Regions from separate parts of the Homo sapiens genome. Here region 1 is linked to region 2. A link is a loop called in an ENCODE intact Hi-C map of the cell type or tissue named here. Cell type or tissue: ascending aorta. All regions are shown on one strand.

Evidence for each region. A loop is a pair of places that touch in the nucleus more often than their neighbours do. Peaks named below come from ENCODE experiments on the same cell type or tissue, not always from the same donor. Only the 100,000 strongest peaks of a DNase experiment are listed, where the experiment ranks them.
Region 1: a loop joins it to region 2, with 3 times the contacts of the local background. A loop is called at or near these places in 5 of 110 quality-filtered maps.

What each region holds. Positions count from the first base shown.
Region 1 is chr10:124,150,397-124,155,396 of GRCh38, reverse strand. It overlaps a transcript of LOC105378536 not described here. Among named protein-coding and RNA genes, the nearest start is that of CHST15, 59 kb to the right of the region's middle. RefSeq lists a silencer at 1,803-2,062. In ascending aorta, no CTCF peak of the experiment used is centred here; DNase peaks (open chromatin) are centred at 2,136, 2,726 and 3,056; H3K4me3 peaks cover 917 bases; H3K27ac peaks cover 2,393 bases.
Region 2 is chr10:124,222,492-124,227,491 of GRCh38, reverse strand. No RefSeq gene overlaps it. Among named protein-coding and RNA genes, the nearest start is that of CHST15, 130 kb to the right of the region's middle. In ascending aorta, no CTCF peak of the experiment used is centred here; DNase peaks (open chromatin) are centred at 1,991 and 2,701; H3K27ac peaks cover 4,152 bases.

The sequences.
Region 1 (5,000 bases), 72 kb after region 2:
TGTACATGCATGTGTGTGGGGGTGAGTGCAGGCATTGTGAGTGGGGGTGAGTGTGCATGCATTGTGAGTGTGGGGGTAAGTGTGCATATGTGAGCATGGGGGTGAGCATGTATGTGAGTGTGGGGGTGAGTGTGCATGTGTGTGAGCATGGGGGTGAGTGTGCATGCGTGTGTGAGCATGGGGGTAAGTGCATGCATGTGTGGGGTGAGTGCATGCATGTGTGTGAGCATGGGGATGAGTGTGCATGTGTGAGCATGGGTGTGTGTGAGTGCAGGGGTGTGCATGCGTGTGTGTGAAGGTGAGTGTGCATGCATGTGTGGGGGTGAGTGTACATGTGTGTGAGCATGGAGGTGAGTGAGTGTGGGGGTGAGTGTGCATGCATGTGTGAATGTGGGGGTGAGTGTGCATGCATGTGTGAGCATGGGGGTAAGTGTGAATGTATGTGAGCATGGGGTGAGTGGGGGGTGAGTGTGTATGTGAGTGTGGGGGTGAGTGCATGTATGTGAGCATGTGGGTGAGTGTGCATGTGTGTGGGTGAGTGTGCATGCATGTTTGTGAGTGTGGAGGTGTTTTTGTGTGTGAGCGTGGGGGTGAGTGTGCATGCATGTGAGCATGGGGTGAATGTGCATGTGAGTGTGGGGGGTGAGTGTGCATGTGTGTGGGGTGAGTGTGCATGTGTGTGAGTGGGGTGAGTGTGCATGTGTGAGTGGGGTGAGTGTGCGAGTGTGTGAGTGGGGTGAGTGTGCGAGGGTGTGTGAGCATGAGGGTGAGTGTGCGAGTGTGTGTGAGCATGAGGGTGAGTGTGCATGCATGTGTGTGAGTGTGGGCATGCGTGTGTGGGGGGGTGAATGTGCATGCATGTGTGAGTGTGGGGGTGAGTGTGCATGTGTGTGTGGGGGGAGGGGTGGCTGCATGTGTGTGTGGGGGTTATGCCTGTGAGTATATATGTGTAGGTGAGCCTACATGTAAGTGTGAGTGTGCCTGTGTGTAAGGGTGTATGTGTGAGTGTGCCTGTGTGTAAGGATGTATAAGTGCTGTCCGCATATGTGTATTTATGTGTGAATGAGGGTGTGAGTGTGCCTGTGTGTATGTAGAGGTGTTTGTGGGTGTGAGCGTGTCTGTGTGTGTCTGTATGTGTGTGTGCCTGTGCTTATGTGTGTGTGTGTGTGTGAGTGGACCTATGCGTATGTATAAGTGTGTGTGAGTGAGGGTGAGTGTGCCTGTGTGTAGAGGTGTGTGTGTGTGCCTGTATGAGTGTAAGAGTGGGTGTGAGTGCCTGTGCGTATATATGAGTGTGTGTGAGTGGGCCTATGAGTATGTCTGTGAGGGTGTGCCTGTGTGTATACATGAGTGTGTGTGAGAGAGTGGGCCTGTGTGTATGTATAAGTGTGTGTAAGGGCGAGTATGCCTGTGTGTATGTAGAGGGGTGTGAGTGTGGCTGTGTGTATAAGTGTGTGAGTGTGCTTGTGTGTAAGTATGTATACATGTGCGTGAGGGTGAGTGTACCTGTGTGTAAGTGCATGTGTGTGCCTGTGCCTGTATGTGTGAGTGGGTGTGAGTGCCTGTGCCTGTGTGTATGTGTGTGTGTGAGTGGGTGTGAGTGCCTGTATGTATAGGTGTATGTATGTGTGTGTGCCTGTGTGTAAGTGTGTGTGTGTGAGTGTGGCTGTGCATATGTATAAGTGTGTGCGAGTAAAGGTGAGTGTGCCTGTGTGTAGAGGTGTGTGTGTGTGTGCCTGTGCCTATGTGTGAGTGGGTGTGTGTGCGCCTGTCCCTGTGTGTATGTATAGGTGTATGTATATGAGTGTGTGTGTGCGCGCCTGTGTGTATGTATGAGTGTGTGTGTGACTGGGTGTGAGTGCGTGTGAGCACTTCCCACAGCACGGGCCAGTCCTCTCCCACCACACCCTTTGTGGCCCCCCTGCTGACGTGCTTCCAGCCCAGCGCCCGCAGGCCCTCGGTGCTGCCTCTCCCTCCCCCTTTCTTATTTCCCTTGCCCTGGGCACGAGCACCGTTTCCCCCCTCTGGCTCCCACCACACTCAGGGCCACCAGCTGCTCTGCTCTTCCCCAGCCTCTCCTTCCTCTGCTGGGGTGTCCCGCCTGGCTGTGTGAAGCTGCTGAGATTCTCCCCGCTCGGTCACTGCCTTCTCATCCAGGAAGACTTCCTGACTGCTGAGTCATTTCCTCCTCAGAACCACAACACTTAGCACAGTTCCCCGGGGTTGGGTACACCTGGTGTTATCTGTTTTGTTCTGGGAAGGAGGGGGTGGCAACAGGACACCTGTGGAGTTAAATCCTGGCACTGCCATCTCCCCGCTGGGGGACCGTGGGCGGATTACTCTGAGGCCCTAAGCTTCGAATGGAGCCAGTAATTCTGCCCTCACAGGCTGCTGGGAGGATGAGCTGAGGGGATCCTATGGCACGAATGGGAAGGGCAGGCATTGCTGGCCCCTCTCCCTGGCCACAAGGGTGGTGCCCTGGTGCTAACTCGGTACCTCAGTGCCCAGCCCAGGGGCCGGCCCTCCGCGGGGCTGGTGCATGGGTGCAGAGCTGAACTGCCCTGTGCTGAGTTGAATTTACGTCAGGGGCTTTCTGTGGGTGTCGGGGACTCAGGGAGAGTGGGCAGTGCAGGGGCTGAACTGGGTTTGAATGTGGCTCCGCCTTGGACTAGACAGGGGCTTGGATGCCCGTCTCTGGGGATAATGACGCTGATCTCGCAGAGATCGAGGCAACACCCAAGCTGTGCTGGCCCCACTCCAGGTGGACACTAAACGTGGCAGCCACCCGCCCCGCGTTTCCTCCTGTCACCTCTCTCTTCTGCGACCCTCTGCTTCCTCTGCCCTTTTTCTCGTCTGGGCTGAGAGGCCCTGCGAGGGACCCCCTTGCTCCCCGGTGACAAGAAGAGTGGGAGGGGCAGACTGGAGGGGCGCTGTGCCCCGTGGTCTCACCGGGGGCCTCCGATGCCGCAGGGCAGGGCCCGCAGGCTGCCTTAAGCAAACAGCGGAGCTCTGGACTGAGTCAGCAGACAGGACTGTGCTGGGAGGAGCTCCAAGGAAACCCTCAGAGGATGGCATTGCAGGAACTCTGCCTAGGCTCCCAAAGCAAGGGAGAAAGCTTCCCAGCGGCCTGGCTCGGGCCAACTTACCACGCCTTGGCTGACAGTCCCGCCAAGACAGGGGCTATGCAGAGGCAGTTTCCCCAAATCAAAGTCTGCCAGCCACTCGCAGAAGAAAAGGGGCTGCCTGTGGGGCAGGGAAAGGTCACCCAGGACCCCCACCGCCCAGCGGAAGCCAGGAGCAGGGCCTGGCCTCTTTCTTGCCTGGTTCTGGTTTCCTTGGCTCTGGGACTGCCATGGGAGATGGTTCCAACCTGCTCCATAAAGACGACTTCGGCTTCACCAAGTGGCCATCTCATCGTCCCCTGAGTCCAGGGATGGAAGCTCCCGGGGCAGTGGTGCAGGGTAGCTCTGAAGATCTGGTTTCCTGAGAGGGAAAGCCTCGCCCTGTCTTGGTGGTCGTCATCACCTGTGCTGCCCATCCTGTACCAGCCTTTCTAAGAGCTCTCCCTCTGGCTAAGACACGATCACCCAGAGTCCCTGGCGGTGCCCTCATCTCCAAAGCTGCACAGATGGGGCATTTATCTATCTGCTCAGTAAGCCTAGCTGCCAGAGTCAGCCCGTTTCCATCAGGGTCTTCTGTGCTAGCTGGGGAGCCTCTGCCATTTTCCAGCCTCCCTGAGCCTCTGTCCCAGCGTGGGGTGGGGTTGATAATGACACCTTTTCACAGGCTCATTGTGAGGATAGAATGGGAAAATGCACCCATAACTGCAGTCTCCCTGGGCCCCCTTGAGCCCAGTGTCTATACACTGGCCCGAGGAGAACACAAGTTAGACCCCAGACAGGTGGAAGACAATGTGTGCAGGGGTCTCTTAATCCAACAGGACACAGTAGAGCTCCCCCAAATTCCCATCTGAGCATTTCTCTTCATGTGCGAGTCCCCTCTCTGTGACAGTCTCCTAGCTGCTGCCTGTCCCCAGCATGAGGCTAGCCTCCTCTCTCCTACCTTCCCTCCCGCTGCCTGCCAGTGAAGGAAAGCCTCCTTGCCCTCTCTTGGTCTCTCTCATTTGCATCTCTTCCAGAAATTTGATTTCTGAGCTGCATGAACAAAGGGTTCGCTTTCCTAGTTGGACGATGACAGGTGCTTGGAGGCACTCGTGACCTTGTTGTATTTCTCCACTGTCACATGTGGAGTTCTACATGGCACATGGCCCCTTTGGGCGGTTGACTTGAGACTGGTTCGTGTGGCTGCTGTTGCTGCTGCTGTCATTGTGGTTCCCAGGTGAGTGGCCCCTTCCACGCCTGGGGACAGGGATCCTCTAGACGCACCGGGGCTACTGATGTGTCTGGGGGCTGCTCAGAGGTGCTGGCTTTCAAGGCCCAGCTGCCTCGGCTTGGGGGCTTCCCTCTGGGTTGGCAGTTTCTGCACCTAGCCCGTAGGTTGATTCTGGACCTGGGTCTTTCTTGTGCCCAAATAGCCCAGCCGGAAGTCAGGGCTCAGCATGCTTTTTGCATTATAGGTTTTCATTCAATTTCATTATGGAGAGCATGTTGATGTCAAGCGGGACTGCGAGCTGGTCACGCCTCTGCCCGGAGCCTTCCCTGGCTCCCCAGCCCTGTCAGGACAAAGGCCTGGCTCTTTAGGCTCTTTAGGCACCTTGGTGGGCTGGGCTCTGCTTGCCTCTCAGCTGTCCCTGAACTTAACCTCAGGTCCTTTGCACGTGCTGTTCTCGCTGTCTGCAGCAATCTTACAAACCTGCCCCTTCTCTCAACCTGGGCTCATTCTGATTCACCTCTCAAAATTCAGATGCCTCATTCTAAGCCTCATGTGGCACTGCTCAAGAATGGGAAGACCCTCCTGGCCTCACAGGCCCCCATCCCACCCCATCAGAACACTTCTTGGTCCAGCTCAGAGTCACCTGCCTTCTTCTCTGGAGTACTCAC
Region 2 (5,000 bases):
CACATGGTATTCCACAAGGTATTCCACACAATATTTCACACCGTATTCCAAATGGTATTCCACACAATATTCCACACGATATTCCACATGGTGTTCCACACAATATTCCACACGTTATTCCACACAGTATCCCACACAATATTCCACACGGTATTCCACACAATATTCCATGCAGAATTCCACACAATATTGCACACAGTATTCCACACTGTATTCCACACAATATTCCATACAATATTCAATAATATATTATTCACAGTATTCCACATGGTATTCCACTCACTATTCCACAAGGTATTCCACACAATATTCCACATGATATTCCACACGATATTCCACATGGTATTCCACATAGTATTCCACACGGTATTCCACACAATATTCCACATGGTATTCCACCCAATATTCCACATGGTATTCCACACAGTATCCCATATGGTATTCCACATGGTATTCCCCCCGGTATTCCATTCAATATTCCACATGATATTCCACACAATATTCCACACGGTATTTGACATGGTATTCCAGATGGTATTCCACACAATATTCCATAATGTATTCCACACAATATTCCATGTGGTATTCCACACAATATTCCACAGGGTATTCCATACGATATTTCATATGGTATCCCACATGGTATTCCACACGGCATTCCACCTGGTATTCCACACGGTATTCCACCCAATATTCCACATGGTATTCCACACGGTATTCCATACAGTATTCCACATGTTATTCCACACAGTATTCCACACGATATTTCACATGGTATTCCACACAGTATTCCACACGGTACTGCACATGGTATTCCATACGGTATTCCACATGGTATTCCACTCAGTATTCCACACGGTATTCCACACGATATTCTGCACAGTATTTCACACAATATTCCACTGGGTATTCCACATGGTATTCCAGACAGTGTTCCAAAGAATATTCCACATGGTATTTCACACAATATTCCACACGGTATTCCACAAAGTATTCCACACTGTATTCCACACAGTATTCCACACAATGTTCCACGTGGTATTCCACACTGTGTTCCACGCCATATTCTACACGTTATTCCACATGGTATCCCACACAATATTCCCCACGTTATTCCACACAGTGTTCCGCATGGTATTCCACACAATATTCCACATAGTATTCCACACTATATTCCTCACAGTATTCCACACAATGTTCCACACTGTATTCCACACGGTATTCCACGCAATATCCCACATGGTATTCCACACTGTGTTGCACACCGTATTCCACACGTTATTCCACATGGTATCCACACAGTATTCCACACATTATTCCACACATTATTCCACATGTTATTCCGTACAATATTCCACACGGTATCCCACAAAATATTCCACATGGTATTTCACACGGTATTCCACACAATATTCCACATGGCATTCCACACGGTATTGTACACAATATTCCACACGGTATTCCGAGGCAGAGCAAGGACTGCAAAGCAGTCCACCGCGTGCCCTGAGCTCTGTGTGCTCTGCCTTGCACCCATCTTGAAGGCCTGTGATCCTAGCTGCAGGAGACCCTTGGCCCCAGCTACCAACAGGCAGCAAAGAGACATTTGGGGTCAGACAGAGCTCCTTGTGTTCTTCCAAATATAAAATACAGTCCTGCACCTACTTGGCTGCCTTGAGGGACTGGCCAGCAGTGGCAATCACTGTTCACAAAACTGGATGAAAATCATGGTTAGTCTGCTAAAACGGCTGGCTCCGGGGTCACATGGGAATTTGGGGTTCTTCACAGTGAAATGTATCATTCTGAGGACATCACACTGGCCCACTGAGAGGCAGGAGGTGATGAAGCCATCACTGTTTGTCTGGGCTTCTTTCTGCCATGAACACAGCTCTGTTGCTGGCAGCCTTGGCCCTGGAAATATTCTTAATTCCACAGCTTACTACCATGAACACTGCCAGGATCCTGAAATAATATGGACCTCACCGCCACCTCTGCTGGGACCACTTGCCATTCGCAGCTGTTGATCTTGCTGGGATCGGTGGCCCCAGGCACAGTGCTTCTGCATGCACGTCCCATAGACTCCCAAATCTGAGCTTTGGGTGGTCTACCATGCCAGCCATCCCTTGAAATGACCTTGGAGAATGCTGTCTCAGGGCCTCTGAGCAGGACATTTGTATGCCTGAGGAAACTGATGATCTCATTCCTTTGGGGCTATAAAAAGGCCTTCGTGCAAGGCCAGTAAAACTCAGGAATCAATATTCTATGAGGGCCTGAGTGTTAGAAAGTGAGGCGCTGTTTGTTTCAGGTTTGCCTCCAAAATTAGATAAATTAACGTAATGAATTCTCTCAACTCATTTACATACACTGCTGATTTGATTTTAGGGAGAAACGCTGGAAAAGGCAGCCCTGTGAATGTACAAAACAGGATTTGACCTATTTTTCAAGTTGTTTGTGTCTGCAAAGTTTGCGATCTCTTTAACTGAAGCTGCTGGTGCCACGCTTTTTAGAACAAACCAAATAGCTTCAGCCTGCACATAAATGAGCCGGTGCCCTGAGAAAGGATATGGGTGTCTTGTGAATTTTGGGGACATTCTGTGGTTCTGGCAGCATCTGACTCAGCAAGTGATCCCAGGAAGGTGGCTCAACCCTTAGAAATTCTATCCTGGTTCACTTCCAAATAGGCATCGTACGTGGGAGGCTGGAGCCCAGGGGCTGGCCCGTAGCCCGCAGGGCGCAGAGGAGGCTGGTGCCCAGACTGGGAATGGCACTGGAGATATGCTTCCCGGGCCTCCCAGCTCACTCACTCAGCTTCTGCCTTCTGTGGAGCAGACTCCAGGGTCTGGGGGATGCAGGCAGAGAGAGGTGATCCCATTCCCCACCCATCTTCATGCTGCGTTAAACCCATAGCCTGATCACGGCCACCTGATGCTGGTGCATGAAGCACTTCGCTACTTCGACAGCATCCCAGACACAGGCTGGGGCTGAGGTGGCCACCGCAGCGTGGAAAGAGCCAGGGCTGTGGCGTGGGCCCTGGACCCACTCCACCCCAGCCCTGTTGGTATTCAGCTCCACTCACTTTCACTGACCAGCCCTGGGGGTCCCGGCTCCATGCTGAACTCGAAGCCAAATCTCAGTCTTGGAGGAGCTGGTTAAGTTCCCCTCACATTGACCAAGGGCCAGGCTGCATCCTTGGGAAACAAGGTTTACCCATGAAAATCACTCTTTTCACTTGATATATGGAGATGGGGCTCTAGAAGCTGTGTGTTTGTGTGTGCATGTGTATGTTGGTGGGGAATTTAAAGTAAGGGTTGGAAAACAGCAGCAAATGAGGAGGTGGAAGAGATGGGAAACACTCAGAATTCCTCTACTGCCAGAAAGGAGGGGGTGAGACTGAAAACCTCCAGCGTCAGGGCCTTTGACCGCAGCCCCTTCCATCTCCTGGTGGGTCCTTGAGCATCCCTGCCCACTTTAGTTAAACAGACTTCTCAGTGCTTCATGGCCTGGCTTACATGTTCCCATCTCCAGGCCCTGGCTCTCGGAAGTGCACAGGAAGGCCTGGGCATGCCCTTGTCATCACCAGTGTTTGGGTTCCTCCCGCTGACCCAGGAGCCTACCTCTGCACAACCTGCTGGGAATGCGTATGACCCTGCCTGCCGATGCTTCTGTGTACAGGGGGGCTGCCTCTTACCTGCTCTTGTCCCATTCCAGGCAGGAGATTTAGCCAAACCCCTTGTACTTCTCAAGAGTGTTCTCGGCTGGCATTGAACAGTGGGAATGTGCAGAAATGTGTCATCAGTTTTCCTCACTTCAAAACCTCCCAGGTCAGGTGTCAAATGTCACTGATGCAGGAAAGTCAGCCAGGCAGTTCTGCCCCAAATCTGGGCATCTATAAAGAGGCCTGGGTAAGGGGGTGCAGGGTTATGCTGTGCCCTGTCATCACTGCCCTTGCGTGGTACCTCCCCTTACTGTCCAGGCTCTTCAGCTGTGCAAGGATGCCCAAGTGGCCGGGAGAGTGTCCGGACTGCCTGTCACACCACCTGGGTTGGACTCCTGGCCCAGCCTTGACTGCTTTGTGACTCCAGGCAGGAAACCTAATTGCTTTTGGCTTCCGTTCCCTCCACTGTAAAATGGGGATAAAGTGGTTCTCACCTCATAGGATTGAGGGATAAATGTGCTAATGCAGTTACAAGGTTTCGCACGAAACCTGGCACATAATGAGCTTTAATGCATGTTAGGTGCCAGGGATGTTGCTGGCAGCCAGCTGCATCGTCGTCAATCTCCCCCAATCCTCTCTTGCCTCAGGGTTTGCTCTTCATCCGAGGCTGGGATGGGATGGACTAGCTCTGGCCAGGACAGCGAGCTGCCTGAAAGTCACTCTCAGGAGCTCCCTGAACCCCCTGCAAGGCCTGCCTGGGTTATTGATACAGGCTCAGGTAATGGGCTCCCTGGGCTTGAATCCCAGCTCTGTGACTTATGAGCTTGGAACAGTGCTTTGCATAAATTAAGCACTCAGTATGTTTAGGAGTTGCTATGATGAAGCTCTGAAAATGGGCAAATCCTGGCTGCCTGGGGCTTGGGGGGCGGCGCCCTGAACACACTCCCTGTTACAGCTCATGCCTCACAAGATGCTGAGGTCTCCTGACTACGGAGCTCAAGGTGGAAGCCTCCAAGCGCCTCCAGCAGTGGGAGGGAGGGCAATACTTACCCTTTTCAAATGGCGTCCTCGGTAATTCCCACCAACACGCCTTGGGCCCACTGCCCCCACTCCCAGACAAGCTAAACTGCCCAGAGCTCTTGATGTTTTCTGTCCTGCTGTTTCCTTGCCTGGACGCCTGGTGAACTCAGCTGCGTCCATTCATGCAAATACCCTGACCCCATGAGGCTTCCCTTTGGGCCCTACACAGGGTGAATCTGTGAATCCCCCCCTTCCCTGGGCCACCTGGCCCTACGCTCAGGCCTCCCCACTGGACTGTGAGCAGCCTGAGGGCTGCTGGAACTGGGCC